Linked DNA regions of Homo sapiens: regions 1 and 3 are each linked to region 2. The links are chromatin loops, found by intact Hi-C in ENCODE. Cell type or tissue: dorsolateral prefrontal cortex. All regions are shown on one strand. Each heading gives the region's core, and the rest is flanking DNA. Links, peaks and the distances in the headings are about the cores only.

The links. A loop is a pair of places that touch in the nucleus more often than their neighbours do. Peaks named below come from ENCODE experiments on the same cell type or tissue, not always from the same donor. Only the 100,000 strongest peaks of a DNase experiment are listed, where the experiment ranks them.
Region 1: it touches region 2 in a loop (4-fold over the local background); 13 of 110 quality-filtered maps call a loop at or near these places.
Region 3: a loop joins it to region 2, with 8 times the contacts of the local background. A loop is called at or near these places in 69 of 110 quality-filtered maps.

What each region holds. Positions count from the first base shown.
Region 1 is chr12:99,615,941-99,626,548 of GRCh38, reverse strand. The region is part of intron 9 of ANKS1B (ankyrin repeat and sterile alpha motif domain containing 1B); the gene reads left to right. Among named protein-coding and RNA genes, the nearest start is that of GARIN6, 27 kb to the left of the region's middle. In dorsolateral prefrontal cortex, for the core only: a CTCF peak has its summit at 6,463 (motif pointing right); no DNase peak of the experiment used is centred there.
Region 2 is chr12:99,038,820-99,049,427 of GRCh38, reverse strand. The region is part of intron 17 of ANKS1B (ankyrin repeat and sterile alpha motif domain containing 1B); the gene reads left to right. Among named protein-coding and RNA genes, the nearest start is that of APAF1, 400 kb to the right of the region's middle. RefSeq lists an enhancer at 1,727-1,896. In dorsolateral prefrontal cortex, for the core only: CTCF peaks have their summits at 5,714 and 5,917 (motif pointing left); a DNase peak (open chromatin) is centred at 5,917; H3K27ac peaks cover 1,947 bases.
Region 3 is chr12:99,761,425-99,772,032 of GRCh38, reverse strand. All of the region lies in intron 8 of ANKS1B (ankyrin repeat and sterile alpha motif domain containing 1B), which reads left to right. Among named protein-coding and RNA genes, the nearest start is that of GARIN6, 120 kb to the right of the region's middle. In dorsolateral prefrontal cortex, for the core only: a CTCF peak has its summit at 4,026 (motif pointing right); no DNase peak of the experiment used is centred there; H3K4me3 peaks cover 423 bases; H3K27ac peaks cover 2,841 bases.

The DNA of each region.
Region 1 (10,608 bases), core at 1,975-9,974, 580 kb before region 2:
GAAAGAACAGGTAAGCAATGATTAGAGGGAAATGCTCTGATAGATGGGGAAAGAAAAAAGAAAGTGAAAGGATGTGGGCTGCATTTGTAATCCTTGGTTGCAAGTGATATATCGATTTTTCAAACATGTAGTGATGATGCAAAGAACAAGGAGGGAACTTGAGCAATTTGTCATTGTCACCTGGAAGTGGAGAATAAATTACAGCATGTTAAATACCTTTGATGTACCATTTTTCATGGCAATGGTGGACCGCTGGCTACTTAAAATATATTGAAAAGGTGATATTTTAGGGGCTGGTTGTTTTGTGATAATTAAATTTGTAATTTGCTCTTAAATGGTTTTGTATTTTTGCAACATATATTTAGCCCAGAAAACTAAAAACTATATGTTTTAGTTCTTCATGTAACCTGTTTTTCTCAGGTTAGAGCATTTCATTTTGATATAGAAGAAAACAGATCACCATATAGTCAATATAGCAGTCTCATACACCTCATAGAAAGATTTAGGTATCTTTTAGTTGATGATCACAGATGCCCTAGTTTCAGCCATTCCTTGGGGGGCTATCTAAGAAGATGCCTGATGTGTGGCAGACCAAAGCATAGAACCAAGTGCCCATGTTCCACAAGGAGACTTTCTGGACTAATCCTATTATACCTCAGCCACCACTAGAAACCAATTCTCTACTATCATTACCCTTTTATTACTCTCATTGGACTCAATTTCCATTTCTTTTCTTACTACTCTCTGTGATAAGCAAAACCTCTATATTCTCATCCTCTCCTGTGAACGTTTTCTTTACTTCTTGACTTTTTCCAGAAGTATTTATATTTATTTGCATATATTAAGTTACACCAGCTGCATTGTTATCATGAAGTTGGTAAGACTGGAAATCAGCTATGTATGTTTTTAAAGAGAATCCTAAAACCAACATTTGTATCATGGACAACTACTATTCTTATCACTGTCTTTCTTCAGTTGCTATTCCTTTAATGTTTATTTATTGTTCTCTTGCTATGTATCAGACACTGTTTTAAGTAAGAAGGATGCAGTGATATAAATTTTGCATTCTAGGAGTGGAGACAAACAATGGCAAGTAAAGAAATAAGCAAGGAGACTTGATAATGATAGGTGCTATGTACAGTTTTTTTAAAATTTCTATTTTTATTTTAGAGTCGGGGTACATGTGCAGATTTGCTACAAGAATATATTGTGTGAAATTGAGGTTTGGGATATGATTGATCCTATCACCCATATAGTAAACATAGCAACCAGTAGGAAGTTTTTCAGCCTTTACCCACCTCTCTCCTTCCCTCCCCAGTGTCTGCTGTTCCCATGTTTTTGTTCATGTGTACCCAAGATTTAACTCCCGCTTTATGAGAAGAGGTGACATTTGGTTTTCTGTTTCTGCATTAATTTGCTTAGAATAATGACTTCCAGCTGCATCCATGTTTCTGCAAAGGACATGATTTTATTCTTTTTTTTATGGCTGCATAGTATCCCATGGTATATATGTATCACATTTTATTTATCAAATTTACCATTGATAGGCACCTGGGTTGATTCCATGTTTTCAGTGTTGTGAATAGTGCTGTGATAAACATATGAGCGCAGGTTTCTTTTTGGTCGAGCAATTTATTTTCCTTTTGGTATATACCCAATAATGGGATTGCTGGGTTGAATGGTAGCTCTATTTTTAGTTCTTTGAGAACTCTCCCAACTGTTTCCCACAGTGGCAGAAGTAGTTTACATTCATACAGTGTATAAGCATTCCCTTTATTCCTCAGCCTCATCAACTTCTGCTATTTTTTGACTTTCTAACAATAGCCATTCTGACTGGTATGAGTTAGTATTTTATTGTGGTTTTGATTTGCATTTCTCTGATGATTAGTGATGTTGAGCATTTTTGTTTTCATGTTTGTTGGCTACTTGTATGCATTCCTTTGAGAAGTGTCTTTTCATCTCCTTTGCCCACTTTTTAATGGGGTTATTTGCTTTTTGCTTGTTGATTTAAGTTCCTTATAGATTCTAGATATTAGTCCTTTGTCAGAGGCATAGTTTGTGAATATTTTCTCCCATTTTGTAGGTTGTCTGTTCGCTCTGTTGATAGTTTTCTTTTGCCCTGCAGAAGCTCTTTAATTAGGTCTCAATTGTCAACTTTTGTTTTTGTTGCAATTGCTTTTGAGGATATTGCCATAAACTCTTTGTCAAGGCTGATGTCTAAAAAGTAGTTTCCCAGCTTTTCTTCTAGGATTTTGACAATTAGAGGTCTTACGTTTAAGTCTTTAATCCATTTTGGGTTAATTTGTTTTATGGTGAAAAGTAGGGTTCCAGTTTTAATCTTTTGCACATGGCTAGCCAATTTTTCCAGCACCATTTATTGAATAAGAGGAGCTTTCACCCTTGCTTATTTTTGTTGATTTGTCAAGAATCAGATGACTGTAGATGTGTGGCTTTATTTCAGGGTTCTGTATTCTGTTCCCTTGGTTTATATGTCTATTTTTGTAAGAGTACCATGCTGTTTTGGTTACTATAGCCTTATAGCATAGTTCAACGTTGGGTAATAAGATGTATCCAACTTTGTTCTTTTTTCTTAGGATTGCTTTGGCTATTCAGCCTCATTTTTGGTTCCATGTGAATTTTAGAGTAGTTTTTTTCTAGTTCTGTGAAAAATAATGTTGGTAGTTTGGTAGAAATCACGTTGAAAATGTAGATTGCTTTGGGCAGTATGGACATTTTAATGATATTGATTCTTCCAATCCATGAGCGTGGAATGTTTTTCCATTTGTTTGTGTCATCTATGATTTCTTTAGGCAGTGTTTTATAGTTTTCCTAATAGAGATCTTTCACCTCCTTGGTTAGATGTATTCCTAGGTATTTTATTTTTTGGTGACCATTGTAAAAGGGGTTTCATTCTTGATATGGCTCTCAGATAAGAGCCAAATGTTATTGGTTTATAGAAATGCTAGTAAGTTTTATATGTTAATTTCATATTCTGAAACTTTGTCAGCCGTTTATCAGTTCCATGAGCCTATTGGCAGAGTCTTTAGGGTATTCTAGGTATAGGATCATATCGTCAGTAAGAAGAGAGTTTGACTTCTTTTCCTATTTGGGTGCCCTTTGTATCTTTCTCTTGCCTGATTTCTCTGGCTAGGTCATCCAGTACTATGTTGAATAGGGGTGGTGAGAGTGACCATTATTGTATGATTCCAGTTCTCAAGGAAAATGCTTCAATTTTTTCCCTGTTCAGAATGATGTTAGCTGTGGGTTTGTTATAGATGACTCATTATTTTAAGGTAGCTTCCTTTGATGCCTAGTTTTTTGATGGATTTTTTTTTAATCATGAAGAGATGTTAGATTTTATTGAATGCTTTTTCTGCATCTATTGAGATGACCATATGGTTTTTGTCTTTAATTCTGTTTGTGTGGTGAATTACAATTATTGATTTATATATATTGAGCCAACTTTGCATCCCAGGAATGAAGTCTGTGTGATCATGGTAAAATGCTTTTTGATGTGCAGGTGAATTCAGTTTGCTAGTATTTTGTTGAGCATTTTTACATCTATGTTTGGCAAGGATATTGGCCTGTAGTTTTTACTTTTATGTTATTGTTGTGTCTTTGACAGGTTTTGGTATCATGGTGATACTGGTTTCATAGAAAGAGATAGGCAGCAGTGTTCCTTTTTGAGTTTTTGGAATAGTTTCAGTAGAATTGGTACTGGCTCTTCCTTGCATGTCTGGTAGAATTTAGGTGTGAATCCACCTGGTCCAGGGCTTTTTTGGTGGGTAAGTTTTTTCTTACTGATTCAGTTTTGGAACTTCATATTGTTCTGTTTAGGGTTTCAGTTTCTTCCTGATTCAATTTTGGGAGGTTGTGTGTTTCTAGGAATTTGTCAGTTTCCTCTAGATTTTCTAGTTTATGTGCATACACCTGTATGCACATAACTGTTCATAACAGTCTCTGAGGATCTTTTGTATTTCTGTGGGATCAGTTGTATGTCACCTTTGTCATTTCTCATTGTGTTCTTCTCTTTGTTTTTGTTAATCTGTTTAGCAGTATATTGATTTTTTTATCCTTTATCCTTTACAAAAACAATTTTTGGTTTCATTGATTATTTTTATGACTTTTGGGGTCTCACTTTTATTTCATTCTGTTCTGATTTTAGTTATTTCTTGTTTTCTGCTACCTTTGAGGTTAGCTTGTTCTTGTTTTGTAGTTCCTCTTGGTGTGATATTACATTGTTAATTTGAGATCTTTTTAACTTTTTGAAGTAGGCAATTAGTGCTATAAACTTTCCTACTAACAGTGCTTTTGCTGCATCCCAGAGATTTTGGTATGTTGTGTCTGTTTTTATTTCAGGAAAATTTTTTGATTTCTGCTTTTTGTTATTTACCCAAAAGTAATTCAGCAGAAAGTTATTTAATTTTCATGTAATTGTGTGGTTTTAAGAGATCATTATAATAATTTTTATTTTTGTTCCACTCTGGTCCATGGGTATGGTTGGTATGATTTCAAATTTTTGTTTTTATTGATATTTGCCTTCTGGTCAAGCATGTGGTTGATCTTGGAGTAAGTTCCATGTGTAGACAGGTAGAATGTATATTCTGTGGTTCATGGGTGGAGTATTCTTTAGAAGCATATTAGATCCAATTAGTCAAGTGTCAAATTGAAGTCCAGAATTTCTTTGTTTTCTGCCTCAATGATCTGTCTAATGCTGTCAGTGGGATATTGAAGTCCTCCACTATTTTCATTGTGTGGCTGTCTAAGTCTTTTTGTAGCTCTAGAAATACTTGTTTTATGAATCCAGATGCTTCAATGTTGGGTGTGTATATATCTAGGATAGTTAAGTCTTCTCATGAATTGAACCCTTTATCACTATGTAATGCCCTTCTTTCTCCTTTTCTACTGTTGTTGGTTTAAAGTCTTTTTTATTTGATATAAAGACAGTGACCCTTGCTCTTTTTCATTTTCTGTTTGCATGGTAGATCTTTCTCTAACCCTTTACCTTGAGCTTATGGGTGGTGTTATGTGTAAGATGTCTCTCTTGAAGATAGCAGACAGATGGGTCTTGTTTTTTTTTTTTTTTTCCAATTTGCCTCTCTGTGATTTTAAGTGGGGGGTATTTAGACAATATATATTCAATACTAATATTGGTATGTGAGGTTTGGATCTTATTGTGAAATAATTAGCTGGTTGCTTTGTAGTTTCTATTGTGTGCTTGCTTTTTAGGGTCTAAAGGCTATGTACCTTAGTGTGCTTTTGTGGTAGCAGGTATTGTTCTTTCATTTCCATGTTTAGAACTTCCTTAAGGATGTCTTGTAAGGTTGGTCTAGTGGTAATAAATTCCATTAGTGCTTGCTTGTCTGGAAGAGGTTTTATTTCTTTTTTGCTTATGAAGCTTAGTATGGCAGGATATTAAATTCTTGGTTGGAATTTCTTTTCTTTAAGAATGTTGAAAATAGGCCTGTATCTCTACTGGCTTGTAAGGTTTCAACTGAAATGTCTATGTTAGCTTGATGGGGTTCCCTTTGTATGTGATCTGACTATTTGCCTTTAAGATTTTTTCTTTAGTGTTGACTTTGGACAGGCTGGTGACTATATGCCTTGATGATGTTCATTTTGTATAGTATCTTGCAGGTGTTCTCTGGGTTTCTTCTATCCAGATGTCTACCTCTCTAGCAAGATTAGGGTAATTTTCTTGAGTTATTCCCTTAAATATGTTTTCACATTGTTTACTTTTTCTCTTTCTCTCTCATCAATGCCAATAATTCATGGGTTTGGTCACTTTACATAATCTTATCTTTCTTGAAGACTTTGTTCATTTTTTAAAATTCTCTTTTCTTTGTTTTTGTCTAACTGGGTTAGTGCAAAAGACCAGTCTTCAGGCTCTGAAATTCTTTCTTCAGCTTGGTCGAGTCAATTGGTGAAGCTTTCAATTGTATTTTGAAATTTTCTCTTGAAAGTATTTCAATTCCTTTCAATTTCAAATTTCTCAATTCCAAATGCTCTGATTGATTTCTTTTAAAGATGTTTATCTATTCCTCCATTTTTTGGATTGCTTTAGAAGTTTATTTGTGTTGATTTTCAACTTTGTTTTGGATTTTGTTGAGCTTCTTTGCAATCAATGCTTTAAATTCTTTATCTGTCACTTTTGAGTTTCCATTTTGGCTAGGGACCATTGCTGGAGAGCTAGTGTGATCCTTTGGTGGTGTCACTACATTCAGATTTTTCATGGTGCCAGAATCTTTCTCATCTGGAGATGCTGGCACTTCAAATTTTTGTAATTATTCTCATGCATCTAGGATTTTCTCTTCTTTTTTTCTCTGTAATATTATTTTCAAAATGTCCTTTTCCCTTTCCCATCTCCCTAAGGGGTGTGACTGTAGAGAATACTGGGTAGGGTGTTTTGGCTTTGCTTCTACAGCCCTGTGCTCTTCTGTTGGCAGGGTTTATATTGGGCTGTGCAGTTCAACCTACAAGCCAGTAGATGGCGCTTATAGGTAACAGCCAGCTGAGGCCACCGTAGCTGGGTGTATACTTGATCCCTGTTTACTGGGAGAAGCTCTCTTTTGTCTTAGGCAATGGGTGAATGTGTGGAGTGCACAGTGGTCTGAGCTCCCTCCTCAGCTCTAGAGGGGTAAGATAGATGGTACTGGAACAGGCAGGTCTGCCAACAGGTCCTCCAATGGCAGGCACAGGTACCAGTGCCAAGCAAGAATCCAGTGGGTGGCCTCCAAGCACCCAGAAATGGGCCTAGGTGTGGAGTTGGGAAACCTCCTCAGCCCCAAGTTCTCTGCAGGGGGATGAGGGCAGCCTAAACTCCTAATCTAGGAGAATAGGTTCTCAGAATGCCTAGAAATCTGCCTGGGCATGAAGCAGAGGGCCTCCTGCACCAGGATCTGTGCACAGGAAGCACAGAACATGTCAGTCTGCTGATCTCGGTGAGCAGGTATCCTTTATGTCTGGAGACCTGCCTGGACGTGAGTAGAGAGAGCCGTGCTGCACCACAATCTATGCCCAGGAAGGGTGGGAAGGTTCAGGCTGCTGAACCAGGTGAATGCCTGGAGATCTGCCTGGGTGTGAAGCAGAGAGAGCCTCCTGTACCCAGATCTATGCGCAGGAAGACTAGGGTGTCTCAGGCTGCTGTTTCATGTGAATCGGTGCTCTAAATGCCTGGAGGTCTGGCCACATTAGGAATAGAGAGGGCCCCACTGTATCTAAGTCTATGCACAGGAAGGGTAGGGTGGCTCAGGCTGCTGATTCAGGTGAGTGAGGGGGTGCTCTGAATACCTGGAAATCTGCCTGGGCATGGTGTGGAGAGGGTCCTGATGCATCATGATCTATACTCATGAAGGGTGGGGTGGCTCAGGCTGTGGGTCCATGTGAGGGTGTGCTCTGAATGCCTGAATTTCTGCCTGGGTATGAGGCAGAGAGGGTCCTGCTGCACCATGAACTCAGGGGAGCAGGCTGGAGCACCCAACAATGGCACACACACAGCAGGTCACCAAGCCAGCCCTGTCTGCAAGTATCATCACCCAGGAGAAACTGCAGCTGTAGCAGCTCTCCTTCTACCACAGGGTTGTGACAGGGTAGAGTACAATTCCAGTGCCGACTACTGAGGTGCTTTTCACAGCTCTGGTTATGGAGATTCCTAGCCTGTTCCAGAGCAGCCATTCCAATCTCCGGCCTGAGACTAAAATGCCTGCATGGCTATGCTGCTGAGTCACAAAGAAAAGCTTGACTTAGTATGCACTCGAATTAAAAACAGAATCCTGCTCTCAGTCCTGGGTCTGGGAAAATGTCTGCAGTATTTCCTGGTGTCTTGCGCTCACAATGTCTCTAAGCCCCTTCCCAAGTTATTTCCAAGGCTTGGGAGAAACAAAGTGCTCTTTCTCAGTTGGGGTTGCTCCAATCCTCAGTGGAAAGATGAGTTACAGTGGGAAGTTCTCTGCCTCTCTCACATACTGGGGCTTCACTCATTTTTGTCAGCCAGATGCTGTCATGGAAGCTGTTGGCCAGCATTCTCCTCCCAGGGATCTTGGGTGTCCTTCACGAATGCTGAGGATTCCCATTTTCCTTCTTGAATTAAAGTCCCCAGAGTTGATTTTTATGCACTATTTTTATGCTACTTCCAAGTTACTGAGGCGTGCTAAAAGCCTCTAATCAACCCTGTTGGGGAAAAAACGCAGTATAGAGATTTTAAGATGTTGATTCTTTCAATCCATGAACATGGAATGGTTTTCCATTTGGTTATGTCATCTATAATTTCTTTCAGCAGTGTTTTGTCCTTATACATACAAAAGCTTTTAAAGGTGATGGAAACAGTGCTGGGGAAAAGAAATGGATGACAGACTAGACTGTGTAGTAAATGGAGGCCTCCCTGGGAAGGTGATGTTTGAGTTGATACCTAATGACAGGAAGGGGTCAGCCATCAGAAAATCTCTATTAGGCAGAAAGAAGCACAAATGAAGCCAAAGGAGCTGCCCTAGAGTGAGTTATGGAAAGCATTAGGGATTGAGGTCAAAGAGGTGGTTAGGAGCTAAATTGTATTGGACTTTGTACATCTAGGTAAAGAGTTCTGACTTATTTCAATTCAAAAGAGAGGCTATTGGAGGATTTTAAACAAATATTGATGTGATTTAATTTACATTAAAAATCACTCAGTATATGCCTACCTGATTGTATTAAGTGTGTATCTATGTTTATGTATATTTGTTTTGCTTTGTTTTGTTTTTTTTTTTAAATCTTACTTTAAGTTCTGGGATACATGTGCAGAAAGTGCAGGTTTGTTTCATAGGTAGACATGTGCCATGGTGGTTTGCTGCACCTATCAACCCATCATCTAGGTTTTAAGCCCTGCATGCATTAGGTATTTGTCCTCATGCTCTCCCTCCCTTTTTCCCCCAACCCCTGAAAGGCCCCAGTGTGTGATGTTCCCCTCCCCAGGTCCATGTGTTCTCATTGTTCAACTCCCATTTATGAGTGAGAACATGTGTGGTGTTTGGTTTTCTGTTCCTGTGTTAGTTTGCTGAGAATGATGGTTTCCAGCTTCATCCATGTCCCTGCAAAGGACAAGAACTCATTTTTTTATGGCTGCATAGTATTCCATGGTGTATATGTGCCACATTTTCTTTATCCAGTCTATCATTGATGGGCATTTGGGTTGGTTCCAAGTCTTTGCTATTGTAAATAGTGCTACAATAAACATCCATGTGTGTCGTCATAGTGGAATGATTTATAATACTTTAGGTATATGCCTGGTAATGGGATTGCTGGCTCAAATGGTATTTCTGGTTTTATATCATTGAGGAATTGCTGCACTGTCTTCCACAATGGTTGAACTAATTTACACTCCCACCAATGGTGTAAAAGTGTACCTATTTCTCCACATCCTCACCCATATCTGTTATTTCCTGACTTTTTAATGATTGCCATTCTAACTGTCATGAGGTGGTATCTCATTGTAGTTTTGATTTGCATTTCTCTAATGACCAGTGATGATGAGCTTTCTCTCATGTGTTTTTTGGCCACATAAATGTCTTCTTTTGAGAAGTATCTTTTCCTATCCTTTACCCACTTTTTGATGGGGTTGTTTGTTTTTTTTTCTTGTAAATTTGTTTAAGTTCTTGTAGATTCTGGATATTAGCCCTTGTCAGATGGATAGATTGCAAAAATTTTCTCTCATTCTGTAGGTTGCCTGTTCACTCCGATGATAGCTTCTTTTGCTGTGCAGAAGCTCTTTAGTTTAATTAGATCCTATTTGTCAATTTTGGCTTTTGTTGCCATTGGTTCTGGTGTTTTAGTCATGAAGTCTTTGCCCATGTCTATGTCCTGAATGGTATTGACTAAGTTTTCTTCTAGGGTTTTTATGGTTTTAGGTTTTACATTTAAGTCTTTAATCCATCTTGAGTTAATTTTTGTATAAGATGTAAGAAAGGGGTTCAGTTTCAGTTTTCTGCCTATGGCTAGCCAGTTTTCCCAGCACCATTTATTGAATAGAAAATCCTTTCCCCATTGCTTGTTTTTTTCAGGCTTGTTGAAGATCAGGTGGTTGTAGATGTGTGGCGTTATTTCTGAGGCCTCTGTTCTGTTCCATTGGTCTGTATATCTGGTTTGGTACGAGTACCCTGCTGTTTTGGTTACTGTAGCCTTGTAGTATAGTTTGAAGTCAGGTAGCGTGATGCCTCCAGCTTTGTTCTTTTTGCTTAGGATTGTCCTGGCTACGCAGGCTCTTTTGTGGTTCCATATGAAATTTAAAGTAGTTTTTTCTAATTCTGTGAAGAAATTCAATGGTAGCTTGATGGGAATAGCATTGACTCTATAAATTACTTTGGGCAGTATGGCTATTTTCACGATATTGATTCTTCCTATCCATGAGCATGGAACGTTTTTCCATTTGTTTGTGTCCTCTCTGATTTCCTTTAGCAGTGGTTTTTAGTTCTCCTTGAAAAGGTCCTTCACATCCCTTGTAAGTTGTATTCCTAGACATTTTATTCTCTTTGTGGCAGTTGTGAATCGGAGTTCACTCATGATTTGGCTCTCTGCTTGTCTATTATTGGTGTATAGGAATGCTTGTGATTTTTGCACATTGATTTTGTACCCTGAGAC
Region 2 (10,608 bases), core at 1,702-9,701:
GATCAGCATTATAAACTCACACTTCTGTCTACCCCGCTCTCATTGCTAAAGTTGCGATAACTTTATTTCCTAATTTTTTTTTTGCATTCTGTGAGAGTGTGTGGGTGTGTGTGTGTGTGTGCGTGTGTACATATTGAATAAAGGTAAATGGTAACTTATGCTCATAACCAAGAAGAATAATTACTAAATTCACAAATTGCAGGGGAGGAATGGGGAGGATGAATATTCTAATTCCATTTTCAAACCAATTATTTTAAGTAAAAGGTTATGCTTTCACCACGGGACATAATAAATGAGAAATATTCATATTTCCATACCAGGGAGGTTACATCAGTCAGCACTTCAAATATTAACAACTTTAATCAAAGCCGAAGGCTTCAACTAAATGACTGGATGTGAGTATTCAAGTGTAGAGTGAACTTTATAAATTATCTGTGGATTTAAGCATTGCATTTATACCTATATACAGTACAGCTGGCTCCCCACAAGCCTTCAGGACAGCTAGATACCACCTCTGAGCTTTAGACTTTTCCAGGCATATATCAGGTAAAGCTTCTGGACTCTACCAACTCCACCCCCTGCATCCAGATTTCAAGCTGTTCCAGGGATTCTCTTGAAGCTTCCCTCAGCCAGCCCAAGTTTTGGGAAAAGCACCCTGACATTTGTCCTCATTTAGGATGGACAGTCTCCCAAATAAATACACACTTAACATTGATTTCTAATCCTTTCATATATGTTCTGGAGGGTGGTGATGGGCTAGATCTGACATTATTATTTCTACTACCTTTCAGCATCTTTTGCATGTCCACACTTATTATACTACTCTCAACTTCGGAGCTTTGACCTAAACTGGGATAGAATTATACTACAAATAAAATGCATTTAATCACTAAAATGTCATTGGAAGTAATATAGCTTTTCTTTTTCATGTAAAGTGAATTTACACTCTTGCAGTACCTCTGGGCCAATATTACAGAACAGGCATTATTAAAGCATTGATATCAGAAATAGTAAAACACACACACAATAAACAAGGCATTTTGGCCTGAAGAGACAGTTTTGAACACTCCGCAACAAATGAACTTCAGAAAAAACTGAAACTCTCTAATTATAGCCATTTATGATCTATCTCTGTGCAGAAAGGAAAATTGTGTTCTAATTACCCAGAAATTGCTACCTTAAAATTTTTATTTTAGTGGACATCTGTTCATTCACCCTTCTCGTGATTAAAATTAAAACATTCCAAATTTCCTCTGAAGAAGCCACCTCCATCTCTTCCCTATTCCATGCCTGAACATATGGCCTGGATCTTCAGAGCCAAGCTCGGCATTCCAGCCTCTGCCTCCACCTCTATGGACTACTAAGTATTCTTCATCAGGACCAGCTACCAGTGCAAAATGAAAATATAGGGCCCCTTGTTCAAAAATTATTAAAAATTTTTAGCCAGTAACATCAAAACATTAAAGCTAGCACAAGGCCCTTCTATCTGCAGGACCTTGTGTAACCATACAGGTCACACACCCTTGAAGCCAACCAAGCTCTTCATTCCTTTATGTAGACCCTTAGTTCCATCTGGTGTCATTTTCCTTCTACCTGAAGGACTGTCTTTGACATTATTCTATAGTGTGAGGCTGCTAGTGATAAATTTTCACAGCTTTTGTATGTCTGAAAAATACTTCATTTTGCCTTCATTCATGAAACATAGTTTTGCTGGGTATAGAATTCTAACGAACAGTACTTTAAAGATATTGCTCCACCAGCCTCTCTTCTGCTTTATTTCTAACAAGAAACCTGCCGCCATTTTGTTGTTCCTCTATACATAATGGGTCAGTTTTTTTCCCCCTGGCTGCACTGAAGGTGTTGTCTTTTTCACTGGTTTACAGCAATTTGATTATTACACACATTGGTATCATTTTTTGCATGTTTTCTATGTGCGAAGTTTTTTGAGCTTCTTAAATATGAGACTTATCATTGTCATCAACTTTGGAAATTTTTTAGTCATTATCTCTTAAATTTTTTTGTTTTTCTGAGACAGAGTCTTATTCTCTCATCCAGGCTGGAGTGCAGTGGCACAATCTCAGCTCACTGCAACCTCCGCCTCCCAGGTTCAAGCGATTCTCCTGCCTCAGCCTCTCAAGTAGCTGGGACTGCAGGCATGCGACACCACATCTGGCTAATTTTTGTATTTTTAGTGGAGATAGGGTTTCACCATGTTGGCCAGGCTGGTCTTGAACTCCTGACCTCAAGTGATCCACCTGCCTTGGCCTCCCAAAGTGCTGGGATTACAGTTGTAAGCCACCATATCTGGCCTCAGAATATTTTCTATTACTCACCTTATTTCTCCTCTCATTTGGAAACCCCAAATACATCAGTATTAGGTCATTTAAAGTTGTACTACAGTTCACCAATGTCCTATTCATTTTTTTTCAGTCTTTTTTCTCTCTGTGACACATTTGGATTGTTTCTATTGCTATGTCTTTAAGTTCACTCATCTTTTCTTCTTAGAATAGCTAATCTGTCACTGTTACTATGCAGTGTATTTTTTATCTCGGACATTATAGTTTTCATCTTCACAAGTTAGACTTGGGTCTTTCTTTTTCTTTTTTTTTTCTTTTTTTTTAAGACAGAGTCTCGCTCTGTTGCCCAGGCTGGAGTGCAGTGGCACAATCTCTGCAATCTCTGCTCACTGCAAGCTCCACCTCCTGGGTTCACACCATTCTTCTGCCTCAGCCTTCCAAGTAGCTGGGACTACAGGTGCCCACCACCTTACTCAGCTAATTTTTTGTATTTTTAGTAGAGACGGGGTTTCAGCGTGTTAGCCAGGATGGTCTCCATCTCCTGACCTTGTGATCCGCCTGCCTCGGCCTCCCAAAGTGCTGGGATTACAGGCATGAGCCACCGCACCCGGCCAGACTTGGGTCTTTCTTATATTTTCTGTCTCTATTAAACATGCTGTTTCCTCCAACTTGTGGAACATATGGAATACAGTTACAGTTACTGGTTTAATATCTTTGTCTTCTAATTGTAACACCTGTGTCAGTTTAGGTTTGGGTTTTATTGATTTTTCTCCTTGCTGTTTTTTTGCATGTCTGGTAATTTTTATTACACGCCAGACATTATGAATTTTACCTTGTTGGATGCTGGATTTTTTTTTTATTCCTACAGATATTTTTGGGTATTGCTCTGGGATACAGGAAAATTCTTTGAATAGTCTTTGATCTTTCAGGTCTTGCTTTTAAGGTTAGGCAAGGCAGAGTATTGTTTAGTCTATTGACAATACTTCCCCACCACGAGGGCAATACCCTTCTGAGTACTTGACCAATGCTCTTTGAATTTCAGGGCTTCCCAATTTGAATAGTTTTCAAATCTCAGTTTTACCAGTCCAGTTTGAACTTTAAAGACTATTCCTACTCATCTTTTCAGCTGGTTTTTCATTTGATTTTATACCATTTCCTCACATGCATGTACTGATCAGAACTCCCTGCTCTCTAATACTCTGCCTGGCAAACTCTAGCCACGCTAGTCTACCTGGATTCTCTGCTTCATCTTTTCTATTTAAGGAGTCTTGCAGACTCCTTCTGAATTCTTCCTTTCTGCTGCATGGCCTAGAAATTCTCTCAGGGGCAATTGCAGGCAAATGCAACTCATTTTGTTTGTTTTCCATCTCTCAGGGATCACTGTCCTTCAATGCCTCATGCCCGTTGCCTTGAAAACCATTGTTTAATATATTCATCTGGACTTTTAGTTGTGTCCATTGGAAAGATAAATCTAGCCCCCGTTATTCCATCTTGGCCAGAAGCAAGAGTTCATGCTACTTATGTTAATCCCTGTAGGTGAGGGCCCCATATCTAAAACAATTGAATTGAAATCTTTCGTGTTGGCACCTGGGTATCAGGAGGTCTTAAAAGCTCCTCAAGTGATTTTCATGTGCAGCCTGTTTTGCAAACTACTGCAACCAGTGGTTAGAGGGAGTCACTAAAGGATTTTAATAAGCGGAATGACCTGATCAGAAGCAGTAGATAGGGACCAGCAGCAGACACACTTAAGAAGGAAGAGCTGGCTGTGAGGGAAGAAGGAGCTGACTCAGCCAGTTCTGCTACACAGCTATTTCTAGCCATGAATGTATTAGGTGGGGCAGCAAAAAAAATTAATTTTTTAAAAAACACATGTGCCTCCATAGAACCTGAGGGTATCTACTGAATTAGAAGTTCATAAATATAGTAAATTTTTGTAATTATAACCCATGTATCAAGAAGAGAGTAGATTACAGTCAGTTTTCAAAGGAGGCAAGGGCAAATATAATACATTTCAGAAATGCTTTTCAACAGTGGCTAAAGCTGCTTCCGTTTGACCCTTAAAAGACTAAGCTTCCATTATTTGAAAATTTTACTTACTGTTTATAAAGCAAAGAGTAGGACATACAGTGTGTGTGTCAGGGTTTCAAATGTGCCCTCTCTTCTTTCATCTTTAGCTTGGAATCAGGTCACTTGACTTTGAATCTTATATCCGCCCCTCGGTATGTTGACCTTAAAAAAAGTCACTTACCCCCTCTGGGACTCAGTTTCTCATTTGTAAATAGAGGATAAAAAATACCTGCCCTGCTGGCTTCATGGGTTTCCTGTGAGACTCAAAATCAAATAAGAGCTTTCTATGATCCATCCCTTTCTCTTCTCCTCCTATTTTATTTGTCTTTTGCCTCTCTATGTTTTTTGTACTTCCCCAGATCCCTCCCCCAGAGTTACGCTGGGAGCTGGTCCCTTGGAGCCTATTTTCACAGCTTAGTTGCCATCTGCTTCTCCCAGCCAGAACTTACCTTGGGTGCATAGATAGCCCTGCTTGATATGCTAACTCTAGTTCCAGGATTTACTGCTCAGATGCTGTCCTCCCTCATTCCCATCTCCAACCCCATTCACCTGCCCTGGACTCTCAGCTTCCCAGTATGCCCAGGAGATAACATTTTCCCCTACCAGCCTTGTCCAAACCCTCATGGCTTACTCCTGCTGAAAGTCTTTCCGCTCCTGGACTTTGTAAATGTGAGAGGGAAAGACTCTCTCAGCTTTGTGTAACAACTGTCAGGGTGAATTAGCTTTTTTTCCCTGTATTTTGCCCACTTACCTTTTTTCCTGTATCTTGCTAATTTGGCATGAAGATTTTTGTTCTTTAAAGTATTTTCTTGAGATATTTAGGGCAGAGCCTGTTGCTAAAAAAAAAAAATTTTAATCCAGCTATATTTCTGTTAAAGTATGGTAAACTGCCTCTGTGCTTCCAAGAGCTTTGAGAGGGGAAATATTCTAGTAGATTATTATATAGTATAGAAAATACAAAAGCAAAAGTACTCCATATTCACAAATACATACACGAAATGCAAATAAACACTGTTCATGCCACTGTAGTGGAGAAATACTTTTGGTCTTAAGAGAAGATCTCAGATAATACTGAAAAGATAAACCTCTGCTCTCTTAAGACAGATGAAAGGAAAGCCAGATAGATTTTTTTTACCTGGAGAAAAACTATTGAGAATTTTGAAAACTAACATACACGGTGCCATGGCAGAGATTGATCATAAAGATTCAAAGTAAATTATAATGGTTAACACTATCACTGAGGTAGGTGTATAAGATTCGTATAAGCCATCATGGTGTATAAGCCATTACAGAAATAATTAGATGCTAGAGAAGAGAAGTAATAATGAGTTAGGTGATTTTATAGCTTGGGATTTATATCTGTTCTAAAGATGTCTTAGGGTGGCTTAGAGTTTTAGTTTACCTATTTTTGTAAAGAAATGTATTATGCTAAATTGGAAATCAGTGGTCTGAAAATCTTTTTGAACTTAAGGAAAGAGCTATTACCTTGAGCCTCAGAAAGCACACAAATTCTTTGCTTACAAGCCTTATGCCTGGCACCCTGCTGCCATCTGGTGGCAGCATACCTGAAGTCCAGGGCAAGTTACTGAACCCTAAAGCAATTTCTTAAATGCAGAAACTAACTGCAAAACAGAAATTATTCACTGCCAGTTTTGTATTAATCCCTGCTTCTGGAATTAATCTATAAATGAGTCAAGAGAGTTTTATTTTTGTAGATATTCAGGCAAACACTACATTCAAATAACATATAACTAAAACTATTTAACAAAATGGGGAAAACCCTCTACTGTGTATTCCACAAATTAGATTAATTTGAATAACAGTGTCCTTTTAAATATGCATATATTCTCTAGGAGAGTATTTTTTACCTTTTTATATGTTTTATGGAATAGCTACCTTAAAACATGACTATGATCTTTTTTAAAAAAATACTGCATAGAGTTGTGGGGATAAAAATATAAGTATTTTAGTCTTTACCCTCAAAAAATTTCCAGATTAATGCGGAAGACAACCATCTACATGAGTGGTATGGAGAGAAATATTAGGGGTAAACCCAGTATGAAAGTGGGTATCTATATCCCAAATGGGAACACAAGGTCTTCTCCTAATTAGGTGGTAGAAGTAGGCAGCAGAACAGGTAGAATGGAGAATCCAAAGAGTAAATGGCAGGCAGCCGTGGCTAAAAGCAGTCTTCCAAGATTTAGAAGACTGGTTGTAGAATCTCTGCTTTTCTAAAAGCACTTTGGTCAAGTCACTTAAACTTCTCTAAGCTTCAATTTCCTTGCCTCTGAAATTTGGATAATAGCATTATATCTGTCTGCTAGATATTGTTGTCAGGATTCAATAAGATAATCTAATAAAGCATTTTATACAATGCTTTGCAAATAGCATTCAATTTTTTGCTTAAAGGAGGGCAAATGGAGGGGCAGCTTCCAAGTTCCTAAGATTTATGGGAAGCATTATCAGTTATCCATTGCCTCAACAATGCTATGGAACAAGCTGTCTGAAAATGAAGTGGCTTAAAGCGATAGACATTTGTTTAGCTGAGCTTACAGTTTGTGGGTCAGCGATTTAGGCTGGGCTTGGCTGCAAATTTCTTCTGATCTCATCTGGCTCCCTCACATCTGGCAGTTGGCTCTAGTCTTCTGGCATATGAGAGTTGACTGACCTGGGGTGGTCTCAGCTGAAACAGCTGGGACTCCCTGTGCCCCACTCTCTAGTATGCTATCGCAGACATGTCTTCATAACAAAGAAAGAAACAAACAAACAAAAATGAGCAAGCGCTTTTTTACACCTCTACTTACATCACATCTGCCAACACTTGGCCAAAGGAAGCTATATGGAAAACTCAAAATCAGCTTGGGAGGGGAGGATATAGTTCACCTCTCAATAGGAGCAACTGCAAAATCACACGGTAAATAGCTTGAGAGTAGGGAAGGGTGAAGAAATGGGACCATTACTGCAATCAGTGCACCCCAGAGATTTTGGGGGGGTTGTTTTATTTTGGTGTTTTATGGGTTTTTTTGTTTTATTTTGTTTTGTTTTGTTTTGTTGTTGTTGTTTCGAGACAGGGTCTCACTTGTCACCCAGGCTAGAGTGCAGTGGTGCAATCAAGTTTCACTGCATCCTCAACCTTCCAGGCTCAGGCAGTGCTCCCTTCTCAGCCTCCCAAGTAGCTGGGACTAGGCGCACACCACCACACCTGACTAATTTATTTTTATTATTTGTAGAGACGGTGTTTCCTTATGTTACCTAGGCTTGTTGTGAACTCCTGGGCTCAAGTGATCCTCCTATGTAGGCATCCCAAAGTGCTGGGATTACAGGCATGAGTCAATGTGCCTGGCCCACAAAGGTTTTAATTAGAGAAAAGAAGAGAGATTTTAGAATTATGGATGATCTTATTATTGTTTGTAAGCCCCCACTCAAAATATGTGAAATCAAAACCATCTCAGAAAATCTAAGATGATCAATGGGGGCTCACCGGGGGGAAAAAAATGACCTGGATAGGGTACCATGCAAGGAGGCCTAAATGTATGGAAAACTGGGGGACAGGAACCCCAACCAATATTCAGTAATTGGAGAATGATAGATGATAAACACACTGTGTGATCATGGAATTGCTAGATATATAAAAAGCTGGAAAATTGTTTATTGAACTCATTGACCATCAAACTCAGCTATTTTAGAAAATTAAATTGCAAAGTATCTGTCTAATGAAAAATCATTTTCGTGCCTTGCTCAAATATTTGTTGCACATCCACTCTTCGCTCAGAGTGGGTGTGCAACCAATATTTTTTCATTGAATTTGATTCCTTAGGTTACTTGACTCCTCTAGATGAGCACAGGGAATAATAGTAGTAACAATAATGGGAATTTGTTTTAGTAACTCTTCCTTTATCTTCCCCTTCGTTAATTGTCAATCTTGCTCAAGAATTTTTTCTCAAACCTCCTTTCCCCAGTGTTATGTTCTTGGACAGGTTTCAGCTAGCAGACTCAAAGTAGATGGCTGCCAAGTACAGGTCTTTATCCCTGAGGTCCAGGCTCTCAACTCACAACGTCATCTCAAGTGTATTATTCGCATTCTCTTGCTCAGTGAACAAGAGGTGCTATGGAGTCATGGAGGAGACTGGGGACTCGGAGCTAGACTGCGGGGATTTGGATCCTGGCTATGCCTTTGCTATCATGATTATTAACCACAATCAGCCCCATCAGGGCATAGATTATTTTGTTGACTCCTGTATCCCCAGCTCCTAGAACAGTTTCTAGCACACCGGAGGTGGCAAATAAATACCTGTTGATTGACCTAAAGACACTTTTGTGTGAGAGTGTTCTAAGTCTGACATATATGTCATATATACATCATATATCCTGATATATTTCCCCTCACCTGAACCCTATGAGATGCACACTGTTGCCATTCCCATTTTACAGGTTAAGAAGTGTCTGAAGAGAACTGGTTGGATTTTGATGAGAAAAGCCACCAGTTCCTGTTATTTTATATTCACAGATGTATTGTGTCATGAAAGGCGGTACACTAGGCTGGTCTTGCAACAGAGATACGTTTAACAACAGAATGAACATCCGCAGTCTTTCCCTCATGTTCTCAGCCTTGCAGAGAAAGTTTCCAACAGTGTCTGTCAGGATGGCTGACTTAGGAAGTTCCATTTCTTCTTCGTGGCAGCCACTGGAGGGCACATGGTGCACAAGACGAACAGGGGTGCAACTTATGAGGCGTGCTGGTATAAATGACCCTGTAGTACCACTATACACACACACACACACACACACGCACACGCACATAGAGAGAGAGAAAGAGTGAGAGAGAACAGAGAGGGTGCCTGTTTCACCACCTCCCAAATGCCAAAAATGGAATATTGCCTTCCCTTTAGAAATTGTACTAAGGAAGGAGAAAGACCCATGGCCAGACCTACTTCATTATGGAAGCCCAAGAGGCAGGGTAAGGTAGAAAGACTTACAGTAAATAAGCAGACCCCAGGTGGCATCCTTTTTCCCGCAGTCCCCCCAAAAATAGAGAAACAGATACTCCCACACATGTATCTCCTTGTGACTGGCTGCAGCAGAGACAAACTACAATACAAACGCCACCTGAGAGAACTAAATCTATGAGTCATTCTCACTTACTGTGAACTAGTCTGATCTGATCATCAGCTGATGTATAACTTCACCTAGAAGGGCAGGATTTGGTGCTTTGAATATAGAGAAGGGGAAAAGGAGGATTTAGAACAAAGATTAAAACTGCAGAGGACGAGTTAGTGGGTGCAGCGCACCAGCATGGCACATGTATACATATGTAACTAACCTGCGCATTGTGCACATATACCCTAAAACTTAAAGTATAATAATAAATAAATAAACAAACAAACAAACAAACAAACTGCAGAGGAGCGCCAGAGGGAAGGCAGGCTTGGGTGGGCTGCAAGGCAGCAGAGTGGATGAGAGGCTGGACTCAGAGTCAGATGAGCCAATTTCAGTTTCTAGTTCCTTATTCCACTGGGGCAAGACACTTCACCTTTTACCAGCCCTTGTATTTGTGTGGGTTCATCGCGCCTCTCCACCAGACACCAAACTCCTTGAAGACCTGACTTCGGAGGGCTCAGCTGTATGTTCACACAATGCCCTTTACAAAGCAGGTGCTTAAAAATACCCACTGAATGAATTGCTGCCAGGGGAGGAATGGGAAAGAAAGACACAGAGGAAGACGTGGGAGGCAAAGTCATCAGAGACAGACTTCAGCGACCTACTTGACTGTGGAGGGCCACTTGGGTGATGCACACACCATCTCATTGCCATCCCTGGGTGCTGCCATCAGTTGGCATGTCCGGTAAAATGCTTCAGTTGAAAGGTAGTCCACACTCTATATATCTTTGTGAGGGCCCAGTATGCCTAGAAAGTGTCCAACTGGGAAGACGACATATGAAGAAGTATATGTAGTATTTATATTGAATGAAAATATTTACTGAACACCTACTATATGCCAAGCACTGTTCTAGTCTCTAGAAATGCATTGGAAACAAAACCAACAGAGCTCCTGCTCTTATGGAACTTACATTCTAGAGCTGGACAAAGACAATAAGCAGGTAACAGATAAGTCTGTAATATGATATCAGCTAGTGGCACATACTATAAGGAAACATAGAGCAGGGTAAGAGGATAGACAGTGACCAGATCTTCAGGAGGGTGATCAGGAAAGACTTCTTTAAGGAGGTTTCATTTAGGCAGAGAT
Region 3 (10,608 bases), core at 734-8,733, 720 kb before region 2:
CACTTTTAGAACTTAATTTGTTACAGATATATCATACTTTATTCAAAAGCCAGTAATAGAGTGAACTGTGTTAAGTATGTCATATTATTTGTGAAAACTAAAAAAAAACTTGCTAAGTATAGTGACTGTCCATTATGAGAACATTTACTTAATTTAGTTACTTAAAGTAAGCTGTGACACTGTTTCCTGGGATAGCACTTGCTAATCTAGTTCCATGGCTAGTCCTACCTCCTTGGCCTGCTTTTTTTGTTTCATTTTGTTTTTGTGCTTCACTCTCTTTTGTAAAAACATCCTATTATTGGCCCCAATAAAAATTCTTTATGAATAACTATGAACAGTTGTATATGTACTGAAGTAAATACCTGTAAGTTTTACCAAATGAAATTTTTATATTAATGAAATAATTTATAATAGTAACTTTAATGTTGGGACAAAATCCTCTGTTAAAAAATCTGAAATAGGTGTATGCTGTCTCCAGGTTACCAATCAGTTACATTTTAATATTTCCTTGAAAGTTAGTTAGAACTTAAAACATATTTGTGCTATATAAACAACACATAGTGTTTATATTTTTAGATCCATCCTCAAAGATTTATGTAAACTGGCAGCTTCTGGCCTTCTACTTGTAAAACCACAGATATTCTGAAAGCCCTAATTTTTTAGACCAGGGTTTCCAAACTTTTTTGTTGTACGTACCATTAGTAAACAAATTTTGAGCAAATATCCCTGATTATTTGTAAATTATATATATATAGACTGCATTTCTAGTAATATTTGATGTAAATTATGAGACATACACAACAAAAGAAATTCAAATTGAGGAAGGTAGAGAATAAGTGTAAAACAGAAGCTCTAATTATTTTTCGTTTACCCAATGAATATCTTATATGCCCTGGGGTCTGTATGTGCTGCTTGGAGACCATGATTCAAGCTTCTATCTTTCAGGAAGTTACGGCAAAGGCTTTTGACTTTGAGAGAGTGATAATAGTTTGGGGAAAAGATGTTCAATTTTTTTTGTAAGCCAAAGACTGTATTGTGATAGTGGCAAGAAAGAAATTAATGCTCATAAATTGAGCGTTAAGGTTTTGAAATCTGAACTCATGCTTTTCTAACACCACTCTTCGTTCCTGTGACAAACCTTTACAATAGTGTTCTTTGAAAATATTTCCCTATAAAATATTAAAGATTATGTGGAGGGAGAAAAGCAGATGGTATATATGAGTAAGAGCAAATAATTCTGTTTATTTGGAAGAATAGAGTTTACAAAGGGGAAAGATGAGAGAGTAGAAGTGTAGTTTGAGGTCAGGTCATGGATAATTATGAATGTCAGGCTAAGAATTTTGGTTTTTTTTTTAAGAAATGAGAAAAATCTAAAGGATTTTGGGCAGATAAAAGACATCATTGGAACTGACCTTTCAGAAGATGAATCTGATAGAAACCTGTTAGCGAATGTTTAAAAAGTAATCAAATTACTTTGACCCTTTTCTGTAGCCTGTTTTATTTGAATTCATTCCATGTTTTGTTGAATATTTGTTTCTATTCATCAAAAAAGTTTTTTTTCCAGAATATTGCTTCAATTATACTCTTACATGTTGCAAAAAGTTTAGTCAAGTACAGGTCACCTAATATAGGTCACCTAATACAGATGGTTCTTACCATGTTTTGAGTTGTGGGATTTATAATAGATATGGTTCTTGATTTCAAGTGTTTCAAAACACCTATCCTAAGGAGACTTCAGTCACAGTGTGTAGACTATAACTGAAGGCTAACATATAAAACACTGAATAAATAAGAACTGACACTTACTCAGTTTTTGCTATTTGCTACTCTAATGCTTTACGTGATTTAAGTCGCTTATTAAGTAATCCTAACAATATGGATTTAGAAAATGACTTAGCTGCCAAGTGGCAGAGTGAGGATTCAAACTCTGAGCCAGTGTTTTTAATTCTCAGCCACATTTCTCATAGTATGCTACCTTGTGGCCAAAGGAATTTTTAAAAGGGAGAGACCAGTGAATATTTACAGATACTCATTGAAGTCTTTGTGGAGGTAGGGAGAGACTAAGCTGTGTCCTGGTGAAAGGGGAGCTGTGCTTTTCACTTTTGTTGGGACAAATGATTGAGAAAGGATTCCAGCCTGAAGAAACAGTAAGTGCAAAAGCACAGAGATGAGAATTAGTGCATAATTTGAGAATGATTTATGATGAGAGTTTGTTTTGGAAAGTAGTAGGAAATAAAGTTGGGTAAGTAATGATAATACCTCAATTTATGGAACACTTTACTTGTATTAACTGATTTAATCCTCACAATAACCCTTTGAAAAGGATAGTATTATTTCTCCATACAGGGAGCTTTTATGACTTTCCCAGTTTCATGCGGTAATTACAGAGCCAAGAACACAGACATTCTGGAGCTGGAGCCATAACCCCTTGCCACTCAACTCTATTGTCAGAGAACAAAGGCAGCTAAGTAGATTGGGAGGCTAGCCAGAAGTTTAAAATTGATCCTGAGAATAAATTCTTGTGTAGGAGAGTTCTCCTGAAAGTGACATTTTTGGAAAATAAAAGTGGTAGTTGTATGTTGCTTGATCTGGGGAGAGGCTCAAACAATGGTTCTCAGCCATAGTTGTATATTAGATTTACCTAGAGAGGCTCTAAAAAATAAATACTGATGCCCTCAGATACCAGTCCAGACCAACTAAATCAAAATAATTTTGGGTAGCTCTGAGCATTGCTCTTGGAAAAGCTTCTCAGGTCTAACATCCATACTACTGGTCTAGGGAGCCAAAAATCAGCCAAGATCTTTCTGAGGTAATTCAGGTCTGAGATGATGAGTCAGAACTGAGGTCTTGAAAACACCACAAAACTAGAATTTTTTGAGATGGAACAAATCTCGTAAATCTTAATGTCCAGCCTACTTCTGCAATTCCCCAGTGTAAGAGCTTCTAAAAGTCTCTTGAATTAGGGATTATCTGTGCTATAACAAATTAGCGTAGATTGGGTGGCTTGGAAAAAAAAAAAAGCATTTATTTCTCACAGTTCTGGAGTCCGAGAAGCCCAAGATGAAGGTACCAGCAGAGCTGGTAGCTGGTGAAGGCCTGCTTCCTGGTTTGCAGAGGGCTGTCTTCTGGTTGTATCTTCATGTGGCAAAGAACAGAGGGGAAAAAAGCAGGTTCTCCTGATGTGTTTTTTTTTTTTTTTTTTTTTTTCTGAGACGGAGTCGTGCTCTGTCGCAGGCTGGAGTGCAGTGGTACAATCTCGGCTCACTGCAACCTCCGCCTCCGGGGTTCAAGCGATTCCCCTGCCTCAGCCTCCTGAGTAGCTGGGACTACAGGCACGTGCCACCACACCTGGCTAATTTTTTGTATTTTAGTAGACACGGGGTTTCACCATGTTGGCCACGATGGTCTCGATCTCCCGACCTTGTGATCTGCCTGCCTCGGCTTCCCAAAGTGCTGGGATTACAGGTGTGAGCCACTGCGCCCAGCCCTCCTGATGTTTTCTTATATGAACACTAGCACATCATAAGGGGTTATCATCTGATGACCTCCCAACACCCCCTCCTTAATACCATCACATTGGGGTTTAGGATTTCAACATATAAACTTGGCGGGGACACCGACATGAGGTTCATAGCAAGGAGGCTTTCAGTTTATCATCAAGGAAAATCCAAACTGCAGTCAAACCACAGTCCTCAATTATAACATTTCTATGTTATATTGGACTATTAAATGTGGAAAACATTTCTGTATGTCTGTTATTTATATTACTGGTTAAATGATGAGCATTTGGGTTCAGTTAAAATTTAATTTCATAGGATATGAAACATCCAACTTGCTGATTGTGATATGACAAGTAATTCCAAAAGTTATTTTGGAGAAATAAAAATGTAAGGAAATATGTTTTGTAGCATCCATATTTTTAATTAATGTGTTTTACATATTAATGATGTGGCTTGAGTTTTGGAAGTATTTTACCTATATTCTTAGTTCAGTTTAGCTTTTGTTGTCTCTTTTCTTCCAATAGAGGGCACTCTGATTCAGTAATTTCAAATACAAAACCAGCCATCTTATGTAAGAACTTTTATTTTTGAATCGGAGATTTTTGTTTCTATTAAAATATTAGCTATAATATGGTAGTTTGAACACTTTTACTAATATAAGTTAAAAATTAAATTCTTATTATGATTGAATGTATTCAATTGGAGGTTTTGCATGTAATATAAAGGCTAGCTCAAGTTAAAATTGCATTTTGTCTTGCATACATTTTAATTCAAAAGTCAGTCTGTTTTATATACTCTTATAATATGCATCTGAAACCATTTTCTAAGTTGAATTAGGACATTATATAATCTAGAATGTAAATTTTGAAGAAATATAAATATCCTAACATTCTTTACCAACTCATGAAATTTAGGTTTTCGAAAGAATGTGAAATCATCTGAAAAAATTTTCTATTCTCTTTATGTTTTCCCAAGCCTTATATTCATGTTTTTTCCTCCATGTGTATAAACAATCTATACAATTCTTAAATGTGAACACAGCATGCCATAGAGAAATTTGATGATAAAGATCATTAGAGCAGATTTCAGAATCCAGGTACCAGGAAAAGTTTTTTTGTTTTTTTTTTAAACATTTGTAATAGAACATTACCTCATCAGCGTATGTCTTTAAGAAGTAAATAAGAAGCTTAAGGGATGAAACGTGTTATGTATTTTTTTCTCTTGACACAAGCAGCATCTAAAGCTTTTGGTTTGAAAGGGGTTGCATTGGCAGGTTTTGTGCAATTTTGTTCAGCAACTATGCCTCTTTTCTGTTATTTTACTTTCTTTTCCAATGCAAAATATTTAATTACATGTCAGCCTTCTGAAGTGTGAGGTATTTTATTTTAGTATTTTAAGATTTCAAGATTTACCTTGAAGGATTTTCAGTTTTTTTTAATGCCAAGCTATTCTTGAGAATACTCTCTGGGAGTGAGGTCCCTACTTTTGGAAAATATACTTAATTTAGTTCTAAAATTCATCAAGTTTTAAAGATCAGTAGAGTCAGATTAGATTGCCTAAAAACCAAATGGTGTTTCTGAAACAAAGTTTACCTTCAAACACATTCTAACCCAATTTCTAGAGCTTATTATCAGGAATGCATCAATTTCAGAATTTGGAGAGAGCTTCGTGGCTATCTTACCCAATTTCCATCAGATTTAGAGAATCTTGGGAGGCAAATTTTTTGAAATGTAAATAGAGGCTTATTATAGGAACATAACTGATTCTTTAGCATGTATAATTTTTTATAGTGGTGCTAAATCTTAAGCAGTGGTATACAATGTTCAAAAGAACATTCTAACCTGAACAATCTATTTCTTATGTAGTTGAACAGACCTTTTGGATGTGGTGACTCAAGGTGATTCAACTAAGGTTGGAAATCTCCTAACAGGTTTTGCAAGAATTAGGGAATGTAGAACTAGGATCATGTTGACCTGCATTTATATATTGAAAACAATACCATTAACCACACGTATGTACTGTAGGTACATTAATGGAAAAATCCAGAATCAGAAGGGTAAGTTTTTGTTCCTACCCTCACCTCAGGAAGAACTTTTTGTAACCTTAGGGAATCTAGGAAGTCCTTGAGAAAATGGCTAGTAGAATAAAAGAGTCATTTTTCTGAACTTCTAGCACACTTGCTTTTTACCATTCTTGATACATCTCTTTCTGCCTTGCCTTGTAGGTGTATATGTTTTGCATTACTTCTTATATACCCCTTTGACAGTAGGTTCATTATTAGATTGATCTCTGTAGTCACATCCTGCCTCACACGGTGCCTTGAATGTAGTGGTCTCTCAGTGAAAGTTCATTGACTGAATAAATGCATAAAAAGGCAAAGACTGCATATAAAAGTGTATATGTTCTTGCAAATGAACCATTATCATTGCAAAATGCATTTAATTATTTGGAGATGAATTCCAGAGACCAAAGTGGAGGTTTTTCCCAGCAATCATGATGGGAATCTCAACCATCTTTCTTAGGGAGATAACTTAGTCTAGCAGTTAAGAGCATGAGATTGTGAGTCCTACAGATTTGGTTGTACAACTCTGTTCTGCAATTTACTAGCAGGGTGACCTTTGGAAGTTGCTTGATATTTCCAAGCCTTAGTTTCTGCATCGGTTAAAAAAATTTTACTCTGGCTTTCTGTCAGCCATAGAAAAGAGCTATTTTGTTCTCTTTTATGTTGCTGAAGAGATCTTGATTTTTATGTTTCACAGACTTTGTCCAATTTTGTCCAGACGTTCTAAATAGTCACAAAATGTCAACGTAGAGGGGATTTCTCTAGTGAAAGTGAAATATTTTGTTCTTGGATTGGTCTGAGTCAATATTTTACTTGGAAAAAGCCATATGTATTCTAATCAGCTTTGTAGAAGTTAGGGAGGAATAGCAAATATGACAAATAATTGAACTTATATGAAAAATTATCTCAATAGGCTGAAATCTTGGCTCAAGGTAAAAACATAGAATTCAGTGGGAGTTAGTATAAAATCTTATATTTAGATTCCTTAAAAATCAATGGTATAAATACAAGGTGGGGGAGATTTAATGTCAGAGAGTAGTTCACACAAAAGTTTTAGGGTATATAGATGACTACAACTGCTACGTGAACCAGCAGTGAGATGTAGCTACTAAAAAAATCAGTAAACAGTGACCAAACTATAATATCTCAAAATAATTGTAACACTAGAAGCTAGCATTTATTAAGTACTAAATTTTCACTACATGCTAGGCATTGTGTAAACATGTTAAAAATCATTATCTCCTTTATTCCTGACAACAATCCCATGAGGTAGGTTTTATTATCCTCAACGTGGGAATCAGGAGTAAAGTCAGTTGCCCAAAAGGTAAATCTTGGATCTGAATGTATGTCCAATGTCTTACAAGTAGATCATTCTGTCTTTCATTACTGTCTTCCAGATTGACCTCTCACCTTTTCATCATTCCTGCCAGTTTGTGGGTTCAGACCATCATTTCCCCTCACCTGAGTTATTTCAAGAGCCTCCTACCCTGTCCACCCACTTCTAGTCTCTCCTCTTCATCTGCTCATATTTATTCTGAGCAATGCTGCCAAGTCAGTATGCCTTAAGTGCCATTCTGGTCATGTCATTTTCCTACTCAAAACTAGCCCTGGTCCTCACTGCAAATGTTAAATAGAAACGTTTAACTCAGGCATTCAAGACCCTTCATTTCTAGCTTCATCATATTTTTCCAGCTTTATCTGCTAGTAATGTCTTAGATAAATATATTTTAGTAAAATGGATTATTCTTGGCCAGGCACGGTGGTGCATGCCTGTAATCTCAGCACTTTGGGAGGCTGAGACTGGAGGATCACCTGAGGTCGGGAGTTAGAGACCAGCCTGGCCAACATGGTGAAACTCCATCTTTACTAAAAATACAAAAACTAGCTGGGCCTGGTGGTGTGCACCTGTCATCCCAGCTACTCAGGAGGCTGAGGCAGGAGAATCACTTGAACCCGGGAGGTGGAGGTTGCAGTGAGCCAAGATAGCTCCACTGCACTCCAGCCTGGATGACAAGAGTGAAACTCTGTCTCTAAATAAATAAATAAAATGGATTACTCTCAAACACGTCTGTCTTTCTTATTGTCCACGTTCATGTTTTGTCTATATATATTATCCCTACCATCTCTACTTATTGAAAACTATTTTTGATCCTTCTATTTAGATCTAACTATTTGCATCATTATGCTGCTTTGTATTAATTATGCATGAATCATCTTTTTTGACTTTGCCTATAAGCTCCTTGAAGACAGGGAAAATATTAATCTGTGTGTGTGCATGTATTTGTCCTTAGCATAGTTCCTCACTCACATGCTTAGCAAACATTTATTGAATTGATAGAACAGGTCATGGGCATAAAAACATCTGTTTGATAACCTGTATTTCGGTGTAGGCATATGAGAAAAATTCTAACATGGAATATTTATGATCTGAGAAGAACTTCCCCTGTTGGGTGATTTTTCAAATAATGAATACCTCGCCAGTTTCTTTGAGGATGAAATAAAATACCCCTGTAAACTATATTATTGACTTCACAATATATCGCTAGGATCTTAAGTCAAATTATATTTTTCTTAGGTAATAGTACATCACTCTCACTGATGAGAAGGATATCCTGTATTACAAATACCATGTTTAATTCCTGATAACATATACGAAGGAAGTATATAGTATATGAATATAGGAAATATGTCTGATTACATTATTAATTTTTGAATTCCTAAATATTTATGTGATAAACATTTTTGAATTAATCCTTGTTATTCTTTCTGTATTATTGAGATGGGGCTATTTTGTTTTTTTTTTTCCAGCTTTTATTTTAGGTTCAGTGAGGTACATATGCAGGTTTGTTACATGGGTAAACTGTGTGTCACTGGGATTTGGTGTACAAATGATTTATTCTCCCAGGTAATGAGCATAGTACCCAATATGTAGCTTTTTGATCCTTACTCTCCTCCCGTGCTACACCCGCAAGTAAGCCCCATTGTCTGTAGTTCCCCTCTTTGTGTCCATGTGTGTTTCCATGTGTATTCAGTGTTTAACTCACACTTACGAGTAAGAACAAGTGGTATTTGGTTATCTGTTCCTGTGTTAATTTGCTTAGGATAATGGCCTCCACCTGCATCCATGTTGCTGCAAAGGACACAGTTTTATTCTTTTTTATGGCTGCATAGTATCCCATGGTGTATATGTGCCACGTTTTCTTTATCTAGTCCACCGTTGATGGATATCTAGATTGATTCCATGTCTTTGCTGTTGTGAAAAGTGCTGCAATGAGCATACGTGGATGTGTCTTAATGGTAGAATGATTTGTGTTCCTGTGGTCATACACCCAGTAATGGGATTGCTGGGTCAAATGGTAGTTCTGTTTTAAGTTCATTGAGAAGTCTCCAAACTATTTCTATAGTAGCTGAATTAACTGACATTCCCACAAATAGTGTTTAAGCGATCCCTTTTCTACACAACCTCACCAACATCTGTTTTTTTTTTAACTTTTTAATAATAGTCATTGTGACAGGTGTGAGATTGCATTCAATGGTTTTGATTTGCACTTCTCTAATGATTAGTAATGTTGAGGATTTTTTTCACATACTTATTAACTGCATGTATATCTTCTTTTCATGTCCTTTACCCATTTTTTAATGGGGTTGTTTTTTGCTTGTTGACTTTTTAAGTTCCTTATAGATTCTGGATATTAGACCTTTGTCAGATGCATGGATTGTGAATATTTTCTACCATTCTGTAAGTTGTCTGTTTACTGTGTTTATAGTTTCTTTTTCTGTGCAGAAGGTTTTAAGTCAATTTTTGTTTTTGTTGCAATTGCTCTTGAAGTCTTTATCATGAAATCTTTGCCCAGACCTATGTCCAGAATGGTGTTTTCTAGGTTTCATTCTAAGATTCTTAGAGTTTGAGGTCTTACATCTAAATCTTTAATCTATCTTTTCTTAATTGTTGTGTATGATGAAAGGTAAGGGTCCAGTTTCATTCTGCGTATGGCTAGCCAGGTATCCCAGCACTATTTATTGAATAGCTTGTCCTTTCCCCATTGTTTATTTTTGTGGAAGATTAGATGGTTGTAGTTGTGTGGCTTTATTTCTGAGTTCTCTATTCTGTTCCTTTGTTCTATGTTTCTGTTTTTGTACCAGTACCATGAAGTATTTGTTATTGTAGCTGTATAGTATAGTTGGAAGTTGGGAAATGTGATGCCTCTGGCTTCATTCTTTTAGGATTACTTTGGCTATTCGAGCTTGTTTTTGATTCCATGTGAATTTTAGAATAGTTTTTTTCTAATTGTGTGAAAAATGATATTGGTACTTTAATAAGAATACATTCAATCTGTAGATTGCTTTGGGTAGTGTGGACATTTTATTGATATTGATTCTTCCAGCCCATGAACATGGCATGTTTTTCCATTTCTTTGTATCATCTCTGATTTCTTTGAACAGTGGGTTTTGTAGTTCTCATTGTAGAGATCTTTCACCTCCCTGGTTAGCTGTATTCCTTGGTATTTCGTTTTTTGTGTGTTTATTGTAAATGGGATTGCATTCTTACTGTGGTTCTCAGATTGAATGTTATTGATGTATAGAAATTATAATGATCTTCATATATAGATTTTATGTTCTGAAAATGTGCTGAAGTCATTTATAAGTTTCAACAGCTTTTTGTTGGAGTTTAGGGTTTTCTAGGCATAGAATCGTATCATTAGTGAAGACAGATAGTTTGAATTTTTGTTTTCCATTTGGATGCCTTTTATTTATTCCTCTTGCATGATGGCTCCAGCTAGGACTTTCAGTACTATGTTATATATGAGTGGTGAGAGTAGCCATACTTGTCTTGTTCTAGTCCTTAAGGAAAATGCTTCTAGTTTTTGCCCATTTATTATAATGTTGGCTGTGAGTTTGTCATAGATGGCTTTTATTATTTTGAGTTGTGTTTCTTTGATGCCTAATTTGTTGAAGGTTTTTATCATGAAGGGATGTTGGATTTTATTGAAGGTATCTTTATTGCATCTATTGAGATGATCATATTGATTTTGCTTTTAAATCTGC